Linked DNA regions of Homo sapiens: regions 2, 3, 4 and 5 are each linked to region 1. Evidence: chromatin contacts called from ENCODE Hi-C or POLR2A ChIA-PET data. All regions are on one chromosome and are shown on one strand. The core of a region is the stretch at or near the end of the contact, and the rest is flanking DNA. Distances in the headings are between cores, read along the strand shown.

Region 1 (2,602 bases), core at 41-2,540:
AATTGCCTACAGTATTCAATACAGTAACGTGCTGTATATGTTTGTAGCCTAGGAGCAATAGGCTAAACCATATAGCCTAGGTGTGTAGTAGGCTATACCATCTAGGTTTGTGGAAGTACACTCTATGTTGTTTGCACAATGACAAAATCACCTCAGCAACACGTGATTGACTGTATTTAATTGTATTAAAAATGTTTGTTGTAGAAAAAAATGGAAAAAATGAAGTTTGTCGTCTTAACTTTTTCTAAGTTCAATTGTTATCATTTTTACCTCCCAGTCGTTTTTAGCAGTTTTAAGTATATTCAAATTGTTGTGTGACTGATCTCCAGAATGTTTTCATCTTGCAGAAGTGAAACTTTTGATTCATTAAACAACTCCCCCTTTCCCCCTCCCCCAAGGCTCTGACAACCACCGTTCTACTTTCTGTTTCTGTGAATAGGTTCCATGAATCTGACTACTCTAGATACCTCATGTAAGAGGAATAATACAGTACAGTAGACTCCCCTTACTTGTGGTTCCACTTTTTGCAGTTTGTTACCTGCTGTCAACTGTGGTTTGAAAATATTAAATAAAAATTTCCAGAAATAAACAATTTGTAAGTTTTAAATTGGGTGACATTCTTTGTAGTGTGATGAAATCTTGTCCCATTCAGCCCAGGATGTGAATCATTCCTTTGTCCAGCATAGCCCTTCCGCATATGCTACCTGACTGGTAGGCACCTAGTAGCCATCTCAGTGATCAGATCACCTGTCCAGGTATTGCAGCGTTTGTTTTCAAGTAACCCTTATTTTACTTAATAATGGCCCCAAAGTACAAGAGCAGTGATGCTGGCATATTGTTATAATTGTACTATTTTATTATTAGTTATTAATCTCTTACTGTGCCTAATTTATAAATTAAACTTTATTGTAGGTATGTATGTACAGGAAGAAACATCATATATATAGGCATCATTAATACCCTTGGTTTCAGGCATCCACAGGGATCTTGGAATGTATCCCCTGACGATAAGGGAAGACTCTTACACTTGTCTTTTGTGACTGGATTATTTCACTTAGCATAGTGTGTCCAAGATTTATCTGTATTGTAGGATGTGGTCAGAATTTCTTTCCTTCTTAAGTCTAAATAATATTCCATTGTATGTGTATTAGTCTGTTTTCACACTGCTGATAAGCACATACCTGAGATCGGCTAATTTACAAGAGAATGAGTTTTAATGGACTTACAGTTCCTCGTGGCTCGGGGGGCCTCACAATCATGGTGGAAGGCAAGGAGGAGCAAGTTACATTTTACGTGGATGGCAGCAGGCAGAGAGAGAGCGAGCTTGTGTGGGGAAACTCCCCCTTATAAAACCATCAGATCTCATAAGACTTATTCATTATCATGAGAACAGCATAGGAAAGATCTGTTCCCATGATTCAGTTACCTCCCACTGGGTCCCTCCCACAACACGTGGGGAATTCAAGAAGAGATTTCAGTGGGGACACAGTCAAACCATATCAGTATGTATATACCACATTATGTTTATCCATTATCTGCTGGTCAACACCTACGTTATTTCCACCACTTGGCTATTGTGAATAGTGCTGCTACAAACATAGGTGGGCAAGTAAGTCTTTGAGATCTTGCTTTCTTTTGAATAGAGACCCAGATGTAGAATTCCTGGATCATACGGCAATTCTATTTTATTTTATTTTTTTTGAGGGTTATCTTTTATAGTGGCGGTACAATTTTACATTCCCACCAACACTATTTTTCCCATCCTTGGTAATTTTTTCCTGTCCTTACCAACATTTAACTTCCATTTTTTTTTTTTTTTCTGATAGTAGAATTCCTAATGGGCGTGAGGTGATATCCATTGGGGTTTTGATTTGCGTTTTCCTAATGATTAGTAATGTTGGGTCCCTTTGCATATACGTGGTCATTTATATATCATCTTTGGAGAAATGTTTATTCAAAGGATTTGTCTGTTTTAAAAGCTTGGGCTGTTTTCTTGTTAAAGGCATTTTTTTTTATATTCTGGATATTAACCTCTTATCAGATACATGATTTGCAAATATTTTCTCCCATTCTGTAGGCTGCATTTTCACTCTGTGGATTGTGCCCTTTGCACAGAAGCTTTTACTTTTGTTGCCTATGCTTTTGTTGTTATATCCAAGAAATCCTTGCCAAATCCAATGTCATGAAGATTTTCCCCTATTTTTCCTTGTATGCTTTACAGTTCAGATCTTTTAGGTCTTTGATCTACTTTGAGTTAAATTTTGAATGTGATGTAAGGTAAGGGTCCAACTACATTCTTTTGCCTGTGGATATTCAGTTTTCTCAACACCATTTGTTGAAGAAACTGTCCTTTCTCCATTGAATGGTCCTGGCATCCTTGTTGAAAATCTTTCGGAGATTAAGAATTATGTATATATGTTTAGCACCTTGAAGACTTCGTTCAGCTGTTTCCAGCTTTCAGTTTTTGAAGAGTCAGCTTTCAGTTTCATTGTTCTACTTTTCTAGTTGCTTTAAAGATCTTTTAAAATTGTTTTTGGTTTACTATGAGTCTAGGTGTGGATTTCTTTCTATTAACCTGGCTTAAGATGTTCTGGGATACCTA
Region 2 (2,602 bases), core at 70-2,569, 960 kb before region 1:
TATTGTAAATGTGTTTTCTTCAAATATTCTTTATCCTGACGATAGAACCAGAACAGAAAAATTAATACTCCCCTCCCTTTTATCAGCTTTACCTAATACCATCAGAAGCTTCACTAAGTAAATGCTTTTTTGTCCTTTTAAAGGAAAGTATTGTCCTTCCAGGGGTAAAATCCAAGGAGGCTTAAGTTAAACTGGGTACTCTATAAATAAGCCACACTTGTTATATAAACTTTTGAAAGCTTATATTTTACTAACTTCTCTATCCTTATAAATGATTAGTCATCTAGTTCCTTGAGTTTTGTTTGTGTTTTAAACTTTAATCTCAATTAAAGCTAAAACTGTTATCTCTCCAGAGATACTGCCAAAATGTGAAAGATCATTACCTAAGAAGTACACATTATTGGTCTATCCAAATAGACTTTTATTTTACCTTGAGCAGTTTTTCCTCTGATACTGTGACCTTGGTATCAGTATGTTTACAAATTATGTCATATTTGTATACAATTAAACATTTATTTATTTATGATTGGTTTTAATTAAACTTTATTTTTTCCTAATATGCAAAATATGCAAAAATCAAAGTTTGATATACTAGTTATATTCTTAATAAATATGAAAATAATATTAAAAACCATGCACCCCTTAAAATCATCCTATGTATTGCCAGTCGATGTCTAGCACACACCTTGGAAAATATTAACATGGAAATTTCCTGCCATGGAAATAAGGGATGAGAATTGGAGTGGGAAAATGTGAAGATAGCCTCTTATAACTTTCCCTCCTATCAGATATGTGCAAAATAATTAAACAAAAATTATTTGTTTACTTTGCCCTGCTTCCTGCAGAAAAGAAGAGAACTCTTAAAATATTTTGATCAGATGAATTTTATAGTCAAGGACTATCCAAAGCATGGAGTAAGATACAACTCTATGTGATGAATTTCTATGTGAGTTTCTATATGATAAATTAATACGCCAAATGAAACAGTTTATTGAAACATGCAACTTTTTTAAAATAAACAAACATCCTCCAGAACCAAAGACTGATGCTGTTAATGCTTTAGACATGTGACATATGTGTGTGTACCTCTGTATGTTTAATTTTCTTTCTTTCTAATCAAGTGACCTGTTCTCGTTTGGTTAAGTTTCAACCACAAGACACCACTGTATGCTTTTTTTTTTTCAAGATACACGTCACAGCACACCAAGAAAAGGGGAACTTCCAGTGTCTGTGGTAACATCACTTGATAAACAGACTCCTTTAAACAGCAAGTGCCTGTCTGCATTCTACTATATAAAGCAGCAGAGACGTTGACTAGCGCATATTTGCTAAGAGCACCATGCGCGCAGCAGCCATCTCCACTCCAAAGTTAGACAAAATGCCAGGAATGTTCTTCTCTGCTAACCCAAAGGAATTGAAAGGAACCACTCATTCACTTCTAGACGACAAAATGCAAAAAAGGAGGCCAAAGACTTTGTAAGTTTGTTCAGAGTCTCACTTTGTGAATTTTAACAAGTTATCTTTAATGGCAGAAGGATTGAGAATGAATGGAAGAGAGTGTGAGCATTTAGTTTAGCCAGATCAGAGGAGTTAATTGCCTGTTGTGAGTAATAAGTAATATTCAGCTGCATTAAAAAATAAATCTTGATATGGCATTAAATTGGGTAGGAGTTTTTCTCTACACAGGCTCATAAAAATGGGTTCTATAGCAAAATGTTGTATCAACCATTTTTAGTATTGCCTTATTCCTTAGAGAAATTTATTCTATGTCTTTTTACAAATAAAATGAATTCTGAAGAAATATGAATATTCACTTTTATGTCTTTTGTAGTGGAATGGATATGAAAGCATACCTGAGATCTATGATCCCACATCTGGAATCTGGAATGAAATCTTCCAAGTCCAAGGATGTGTAAGTACACTAATACACTAAACTATCATTATCATTTACAAGAGAAGCCTATGCATTATCTCTATATCCCAGCAAGGGATAAATACTGCGCACAGTAGACTTCATTTCTTTTAAGTAACATGCCAAATAAAATTAGACTATCAGTACCAATGTAAATTGAATACAAATGTGTACACACACATATTGGACTTTATCTATTTGGATTTTTTCAAATTTTATTGGCAGGTTTTTTTTTTCATAACTATAGTAACTCTAAGGGAAGTTTTGCATTTTGTGAATAAATTTTAACATATTTATTAGAACTACAGTTTCAGTTTGTGAAGTTATCAAAGTGTAACAGCCATTCTTATTTCATTTGTGCTTACATTTTAAAAATTGACTAATGTATGTACATTTTGTCCCCTGCAGACTTTCTGCTGCTGAAGTAATGCAATGGTCTCAATCTCTGGAAAAACTTCTTGCCAACCAAAGTAAGTATAACTATTGAATGTTTCTGGGTTCAGCTAAATACTCTAAAAAATTGAATGGCTTCACTAAATATAGTATTCTGGGTAGGATAGTATGCAAAAGGTTGTATTCTAGTTTGTCTGTAGTTACTGATAACTTCAGCATAGTATGCCTCTTAATAATGCTGACTTAGCACTCAATTCTGCCAACTCCTTTTAGACAAATTTGCCAAGACAATTAGGT
Region 3 (2,602 bases), core at 103-2,602, 900 kb before region 1:
TCAGAGAAACAAAACCATGTTTAGAAATCTGCCACAAATATCTACACATTGCTCTTGAATTCCTCCAGGAATTTCCACCTACTCGTGCTGTTACTCTTCACTCTATGATTTATTTGTTTTTCAGTCCCTGTCGATACTTAAGTTTTACTCTGTAGGGAGATTCTCATGTTTGACTCCATTAAACAAGCTTTGAAACTGACACTCGCACAGGGTGTTACTTCCAGAATCTTCCTGCCAGCTCCTTGCATCCACACCATGAGAAAGAGCAAACATTCCAAATCCCAAAAAAATGAATTATTTGGGGTGAGGAAAAGTCTTGACTATGACACTGAAGATTTCCTGAAGAGATCCAGCATCCAAAATGTCCTGAGTGGGGAGGAAATCGCACACCTAGCACCCAGAGAAAATGAGTGCTATCCACAAACAACCCAGATCCTCCCAAGCTGAGGCTAACCTGCCCTTCACTTCCTACATTATTGCTACATCTACGCAGCTTCTGACTTTCCAAAGTTTCCTTTCCTTTTCTAGTCCCAAACTTATCTCTCAGGTTTGAGAAATTCAATTTTCTTGGGTTTGAATCTCAAAATTATAAAAGACAAGTAAGGTTAATCTTCTATCTCATTGGGCCCCTAAATATTTTAAGAAACACTCCATCAACCACATTTTGATCTTCTTTACTGCTGTTTTATTCTAGCATTTCTTTACTCCTACCTCTCTGTTTCTCTCTCTCTCTCTCCCCCCAAACCCCCCAACTCCCCCACCCCTCCCCACACACACACACAATTGGAGTAAATCCAGGACAAGGGCATTCACAATCTTACCATATTCTGTATTCATTAGACCTTATCTTAAGCACTGTGTTCAATTCAGATTTTGAAGGCATGTTAACAAACTGTAGAACAACGGAGTCCAGAACTGCTGTAGAGGACCAGTTGAAGGAACTAGAGAGGTATAACTAGAAAAGATACTTTTTTAGATCCTTCAGTTGTTAAAAGTCCCTAGTAATCTATTACAAACAGATTGATTTTAATAGTTCTCAACCATTTGCTAACATGTGTTTGCAGTGATGTCCTATGTGTTTGTACTCAGTTCTCTGTCTTTTTTAAAAGGGAATTTTACTTTAGACTATACATTTTCTAAAACTAGAAAAATTATTTTGGAGAAAAAGATTTGAGTATTACTTTGAAGATTTCATGAAGCTGCTGCTTCCAATCATCTGATCACTTCAGATGGTCTGATAATGTTAGATAAAACCTCTTTATCAGTAATGCACTGGAGTCCTACAGCACTACTTTCCATATTCAACAAAACCTCTCTTTGCATAGATACGTGTGTGTAAAAACAGAACATTCATACTGAGGCCAGAGTGCCATCGAAGGTAATTATAGAGACAGTAAAATCCTTTTACTCTGGGAAAAATAAAATGCTGGGTGTCTCACAAAATTTCAGAACCTGATTTCAAACGGATCATAACAAAGAGGAGATCAAATTTAGCATGGTGGACTGCTCGACAGGATATATTTGTAAGTATGAGATTCTATAAAATAGTTGATAAATACAAGACTATTGGCTTGCTATAAATCACTAGCAGATGCTGATTTCAATGGTAGAACTTCTGGGAGTGTTAACAGAGGTTTTTCTAAGAAAAAAAGACAAACTAACAAACACATATTCTTTTGCCTGGCTTTCTATATTTAAAACAAAACTTAGAGTCACTCCTTATATAAATAAATCTTCTAAGTTGGGCAACAGAGGAAATGCTACAGTTTTAAAGTATATTATTTCATTTTATGTTTTTGTGTATATTTTCATTTTAAATGTTTTTCATTTTATATGTTTAGATAAAAACATATTATAAAATCAGACATAGCTGAATTATTTGTTTCAAAAATCATGCATTACCAAATTATTAGTTCCATCCTTTGTTAACTGTACTGAAGCCAGGTGTGGATTATTATAAGGTTTATCTGAAACATTGTTAATCTTGATTTTGTAGAATTTTTTTATTCTTTTATGTTATGCTTAAGCACAACTATGCACAAATTTCTTGAATTTTTTAAAGGACAAGAAATTTGTGTGCTGTGGTCAACAAAAGCTCACTAAAATATAAATTGCTCCAAATTTTACTAAATTTTATGTAACATGCTATATCATAAAATAAAGAAACATATTTAAATGCAGATATATGTAAACAGACAGAATTGCTTTAAGAAAATTTATTTATTTTCATAATACTTTAAGATTTCATTTAAATAATGGAGGAAACAAATCTAATTCTGGCATACTACTAATACAACTCAATCCATTACCAATGCATTTATAATCACTCTGAGAATTAGATTCTATCGGTGAAATGTATTTCTTTCAAATAATTATCAGGAGAAAACAGTGGAGGCAAAATCATCGTGGAGACCTAAACTTGTTCTAAACACTCTATGTTTCGATTGTAAAAGTACACACTAGTTTTACCAAGAGGGTATTGAAAAACAAAAAAGGAAAGCAAATTAATACACAATATTAAGATAAATATAGATTATTTAAATAAAAAGTAATGGAAAATTACAAATTAAAACAGTAAAGAAATTTTTATAATAAGCCATGA
Region 4 (2,602 bases), core at 55-2,554, 840 kb before region 1:
CTATGGAGAAAAGCATAATTTCCAAATTAATGATTAACTTGAAAATGGATGATTCATTGGGCAAGCATTTCCTATACCACAGCATTACATGTTTTCCAATTATAGTGCTCAGGGGAGGTTCTTAGTTAATTCTTAGTTCTATCTAAATAGAAGTTATATTTTTATTAATTTATCAGTTTTATCAATGTATATATTTTATACAATTTATATATTTAATTAAGTACTACAACTTACATAGCTAACATCACCTTAAGAGCATAATATAAAATAATTTTAGCTGTATAAAATAAATTAACTGAGTTACATAGAACTTAATTTCACCTTAAGTCCAACTTGTCCTAAATTGAAGGATATTAAAGAGCCCTAAAAATGCTTTAAGTGGTGATTTGAACTTCTAATGGAAAATGTTATAATTTGCATACTGAAAAATATCTCATTGTACAAGGATAGTTTCTGTGACCTCTTTTCAATATGCTATATTGAGTTTCTCAAGAAAAAGGGGGAAGAAGGATTTTGCTAATCTGTCTCTATATCTCACCTGGTTCCTGCTGAAAGCAATGACAGGCACTTGTAAAAATATAATCCTAAAATATTATGAAGCTAGCTGGCCTACCTGAGCTCCAATTCACAAACTCAATTTTCTCAACACCTTCTAAAACCAACTATACTAGCTAATTTTCAAAGCAAGGAAAATTTAGTCTGACAGTCTATATGCCTAGAGGAATCATCATGCAATAATTATTGGGTTTGTAGTACAAATTTACCCAGTGGATATTGGGTCAATTTTTCTTTTCTAAATATTTATAAAGGAGTATGTTAGAAGTCACATATAAGGGATTTATCATAATACAACATTTAATAGACATGTGGGCATGCTTTAGCCAAAATGAACATACTTGGCTAGGGATGAATACATCTACTATTTACAGTTAAATATTTCCTCTACCTGGAGAGATTCCTGTGCTGGAAGGCATTTTAGAACATACAGTATTAATATTATTTCTAAAAATAGGGTGAGTAGAGTGACAATCTTCTAAAATCCCTGCCAGGAAGAAGAGAAATGCTAAATATAGATTGAGGAATCCCATCTTATTTGGGAGATTAAATCATATCTGTATAAATTATTGGAGGCCTAGCAACTTTCCAACACAAGCTAGTTAATTGTTACATTTTCAAATTCTATACTTCCTGTGTGTTACTTTGTAATGCACTTTTGTAATCACGGTATCTTTCACAACCTTTTCCAAGTTCCAAACCACTTCTATTTACATAACTTGATAAAGATCAGTAAAACTGACTCACTAGCTAAAAGAGATAATCATAGGGTAATAGGCAAAACAAGATAAAAAGCAGAAATTCAGTGTATTCTAATAAAAAAGAAAGAATGCTCGTCTTTGGTTTCAAAGCACTAAATTCAAGTGTCATATAGCATAAATTTAATACTTAATGTTCTCCTATAACTTTACATTGTCTTTCTCATGCATGAATATATGTCATCTTTATAGCCTTCCTTGAGGAGAGTATTATTGTTATATCTATTTTATAAAGGAGTAAACAATAATTAAAAGAATTGAAGTGGTTCAGGCATGGTAGTTTATTGCTGTAATTCGAGCACTTTGGGAGGCTGAGGCAGGCGGATCACTTGAGGTCAAGAGTTCAAGACCAGCCCAGCCAACATGGTCACTTGAGGTCAAGAGTTCAAGACAAGCCCAGCCAACATGGTGAAACCTAGTCTCTACTAAAAAATACAAAAATTAGCTGGGTAAGGTGGCAGGCACCTGTAATCCCAGCTATTTGGGAGGCTGAGGCAGGAGAATCGCTTGAACCCGGGTGGCAGAGGTTGCAGTGAGCCAAGATCATACCACCACACTCCAGCCTGGGCAACAGAGTGAGACCCTGTCTTAAAAAAAGAATTGAAGTGTTTCACAGGAATTAAACTCAGGTCCCAGACTAGATCCTTTGCACTTTCTAAGGCAAGCCCCATCAAAAAGCCCCATCAAAAAGGAGCATAAAGCATTGCTTAAGAATGGAGATAAATCAATAAAGACACAAATCAAATTGCACTTTAGGGAACACAGCTGTTGTATTTTATGATTATTTTGTGGTTCTATAAGACAAGATTATCCCCATATTTCTTCATATGCCAGTCTAATAGTAATAAGTTTTGCCTGTTTGATTATAATTAATTCTATTAAATAATAGATTTCATTCCACTCTTTATAGATTTCTGTCTCAATGATAAACATGTTACCCTCATATTTGAAAGTTTACAATTGCTGAGTAATACAGTAAGTGATACATTCCAAGACCCCCAGTAGATGTCTGAAAACATAGTACCAAATCCAATTGCTGTCAATCAATCAAAACACATTTCTGTTCATATTTTCTACCCACAAATTTACTGCCTGTTCCATCTTAACTAAGCACTTATCATGCACTATGGCTGCATGCACTGCAAACTTTTGTAGTTTTAGGTGCGATAGCACAACTAGCATGAATTTCTTTCACTTTCGTCACTATTTCGCAGATGGAAGATTTGTTCTTAGTAATCTTAGAAACCTCAGTATATTATTTTGTTTTCTTTGCTTATTGAGAACTTTTA
Region 5 (2,602 bases), core at 40-2,539, 730 kb before region 1:
TCCAATTTCCTTTTAAGAAGTCGAATACAAAGTAGAGAGAATATCTGCAGCTTGGTTGCAAAGCCGCTTAAACATTTCACTGGCTAGTTCTGGTAATATTATCCGAAATCAACTCATTTTGTGGTTGAGGTAATCTATTTGTCTTTACCAATCAAGTCGTTTTAAAACCTTCAGGAGTAGAGATGATACTTGAAGAATTAACAAATAAAACTTAATCAAGGAAACTGTTAACTCATTCTCCCCCCTACTTTTTGCCAGTTATTAAATGTTCTGGTAAATCCTAACTCAACAAGAATGACTCATGAGGAAATCCTGACTCCTTGAACTCACTGATTCTGGTGCATTACAGCTATGAAATCTCTATGTCTGCAGCTTTCTCTCCCACCATAAGGAAATCTGTGATTTCTATTTTGGCAGGAGATGTGACCAAGGACTCCTGAGGAATGACCCTATAGACAGACCCAGCCACGTGCCTAGTAGTGATCAAAAATGCAAACCCAATTAAAGCACTGTCTTCTGATAAAGTCACTTTCTCTTGTTCAATCCCTAATGTTCATTCTCAAAGTGTTCCAAGACGCCCCAGCAAGCTGCAGAGCAGATCCCACCCTGCCCCTGGGCAATCAACGTTTCAGGTTACTCCTTCCTTAAGTTAAGTGGCAGAGAGAAACGGGCGAGGGTCTCCCCATTGCCTCAGTTCACAGACCAGGGGGTGTCGAATGAGTCCTACAGCAGGACAGCAAACAAGAAATGAGGCGCGGGGTCAGGGAACGCGCTCAAAAAAGGAAGAAAAATCCCACTCTTCATTCGAAATCAGGCCACTGCACTCCGGCCTCGTGGCGGGCGACCTCCTCCTGCCAGGGAATCGCCGCTCTGGCCTCGGGCTGGGGAGCCCGTCAGGGTGGGTGAGGGAGCGCCGGCGCCCCCGCCGGGCCGCCGCCAACTTCGGCTCCCTCCCTCCGTCGCAAAGCCCTCGAGCCCGCCCGGCCGCCACGCTTCAGCAAAAGGTCGTGCGCAGCGGCCCACACTGAAGACTCTCCATCTGCTCCCACACCTGCCCCAGCTGGCCGCTGCTATGTGGCCCGAGTGCGCAAGAAGCCGGGGCCGCAGACGTCAGCAGCGCCCCGGCTTCGAGACCCTTCGGCAGCAGCCGTGACTGCCGCCGGCGGGCGCTGACCCATCCCCGTGCCAGTCTGCAGCCGACCAATCCGCGTCCTCTTGAGGCGGGGCCGGAGCCGCGAGGCCCCGCCCCCAAGCCGAGGCCTCATAAATGCTGCGACGCACGCCCAGCCGCAAACAGCCGGGGCTCCAGCGGGAGAACGATAATGCAAAGTGCTATGTTCTTGGCTGTTCAACACGACTGCAGACCCATGGACAAGAGCGCAGGCAGTGGCCACAAGAGCGAGGAGAAGCGAGAAAAGATGAAACGGACCCTGTGAGTATGGCTTTCTTCCCTCTCCCGCCACCCCCTGCCCCACACTGCAAGCTGCAAACGCGGTACTTTCGGGCTCGCCTTTGACGTTAGGAAACTAGCCTGAGCCTATGCAGGGAAAAAAAATCGAAAAGGTCAATTTGTTAAGTAAGGTTAAATCTGGGTGATGCTCGGGTACAGTTTAAGAACCGAGGGAGACAGTTGATATGAGGGCGGTGGTTGATGCGCTAAGAAATTGCGGGTTGGCTTTTTGTCCTCCTGCATTCAAAATGACATCAGAATCCTGCGGCTGAAGCGCGTCCCCAGCATTCATACGTTGCATGATGAGTTCTCATCAGCTTACACAGCTACTGGAAGGTGATGCTCTTGCTGGTTCTGAATATACTCGTTTAAAATCCATTTTTGTTTTTTAATTATAGAGCAGATCTCACCCAGTCCGAATGTGGAACAAATAATTGTTATGCAGCGTCTGCTTAAAAGAAGTGTCGTAGGTGGGGAAGGAAGAGCGCAGGGGAATCAGTCACCCACCTCTTTGTACAGTCTCTGGCGTGGTCCAGAACCTCCTGCTCTAAAGAGAGAAGCGTGGGCCGGCTCCAGACAGTTCCATGTCTGTCCTTTTCATTAAAGTGCAAAACGTCTCGGAATTGTAATTAACCTTGCAAACAAACTGATGCCCTTTGTGAGCCAGAAATAGTGTCTGCCTTTTGAACTAAATTCATTAACAATTCTTTAAAATACCCTAGTGATTATAGGTAGCCCTGCCCTTAGTTGTAAAACTAGTAGATACGGTCAGATTAATGGACGAAACTGCTCAGTACATGAGGTTTAAATGTTAGGTGGATAAGACTTATTTGAAGAGTTCTTGCTTTGCCTTATGCGGTTTGTCTCTAGTTACTGGGTGACTTTATTTGGTAAAAATGCGTTCAGCTGCAGTAGCATATTCAAGTGTTGCTAGTTAGTAATTATCTTTTTAATTTTTTGTTTTAGTTTAAAAGATTGGAAGACCCGTTTGAGCTACTTCTTACAAAATTCCTCTACTCCTGGGAAGCCCAAAACCGGCAAAAAAAGCAAACAGCAAGCTTTCATCAAGTAAGTTGAGAATCCTGTGCTTGCAAATATCAATAGTTAGCTGCTGAACTGAAAAGGGGAACTCTGATGTGCGTAAGCTAACAT

The links. Hi-C counts contacts between places; a loop is a spot of excess contacts on that map. ChIA-PET counts read pairs that join two places held with the same protein, here RNA polymerase II (POLR2A). Pooled maps may share reads with other maps.
Region 2: a loop to region 1 is called in a map of naive thymus-derived CD4-positive, alpha-beta T cell, with 3 times the contacts of the local background. The contact joins the promoter of RGS1 here to the enhancer-like site in region 1. A Hi-C loop is called at or near these places in 1 of 168 maps with a recorded cell type or tissue (naive thymus-derived CD4-positive, alpha-beta T cell), 1 of 37 single-sample maps with no recorded cell type and 8 of 50 pooled maps. POLR2A ChIA-PET finds 5 or more read pairs at or near these places in 1 of 52 experiments (Panc1).
Region 3: a map with no recorded cell type shows a loop between it and region 1 (4-fold over the local background). The contact joins the promoter of RGS13 here to the enhancer-like site in region 1. A Hi-C loop is called at or near these places in 7 of 37 single-sample maps with no recorded cell type and 7 of 50 pooled maps. POLR2A ChIA-PET finds 5 or more read pairs at or near these places in 1 of 52 experiments (OCI-LY7).
Region 4: a loop to region 1 is called in a pooled map, with 15 times the contacts of the local background. The contact joins two enhancer-like sites. A Hi-C loop is called at or near these places in 4 of 37 single-sample maps with no recorded cell type and 3 of 50 pooled maps.
Region 5: a map of B cell shows a loop between it and region 1 (7-fold over the local background). The contact joins the promoter of RGS2 here to the enhancer-like site in region 1. A Hi-C loop is called at or near these places in 1 of 168 maps with a recorded cell type or tissue (B cell), 15 of 37 single-sample maps with no recorded cell type and 14 of 50 pooled maps.

What each region holds. Positions count from the first base shown.
Region 1 is chr1:193,537,466-193,540,067 of GRCh38, forward strand. The region is part of intron 3 of LOC124904475 (a long non-coding RNA gene); the gene reads left to right. Among named protein-coding and RNA genes, the nearest start is that of LINC01031, 230 kb to the left of the region's middle. RefSeq lists an enhancer at 2,390-2,599. Within about 2 kb of position 1,291, at least 9 of the 41 ENCODE cell types and tissues checked have a DNase peak (open chromatin) inside an H3K27ac peak, as active enhancers do; they include B cell and OCI-LY7, where a contact is called at or near this core.
Region 2 is chr1:192,574,454-192,577,055 of GRCh38, forward strand. RGS1 (regulator of G protein signaling 1) reads left to right here and starts at 1,320. Exons shown (of 5, transcript NM_002922.4): 1 at 1,320-1,476; 2 at 1,832-1,912; 3 at 2,321-2,382. The coding sequence starts at 1,340. The region is part of intron 3 of LOC105371664 (a long non-coding RNA gene); the gene reads right to left. RefSeq lists an enhancer at 1,165-1,244.
Region 3 is chr1:192,634,795-192,637,396 of GRCh38, forward strand. RGS13 (regulator of G protein signaling 13) reads left to right here and starts at 1,353. Exons shown (of 7, transcript NM_002927.5): 1 at 1,353-1,523.
Region 4 is chr1:192,701,132-192,703,733 of GRCh38, forward strand. No RefSeq gene overlaps it. Among named protein-coding and RNA genes, the nearest start is that of MIR4426, 14 kb to the right of the region's middle. RefSeq lists an enhancer at 1-104 and a cis regulatory region at 26-39. Within about 2 kb of position 1,305, at least 4 of the 41 ENCODE cell types and tissues checked have a DNase peak (open chromatin) inside an H3K27ac peak, as active enhancers do.
Region 5 is chr1:192,807,750-192,810,351 of GRCh38, forward strand. It overlaps RGS2 (regulator of G protein signaling 2), which reads left to right and starts at 1,290. Exons shown (of 5, transcript NM_002923.4): 1 at 1,290-1,432; 2 at 2,417-2,518. The coding sequence starts at 1,323. RefSeq lists silencers at 767-976, 2,484-2,543 and an enhancer at 1,307-1,526.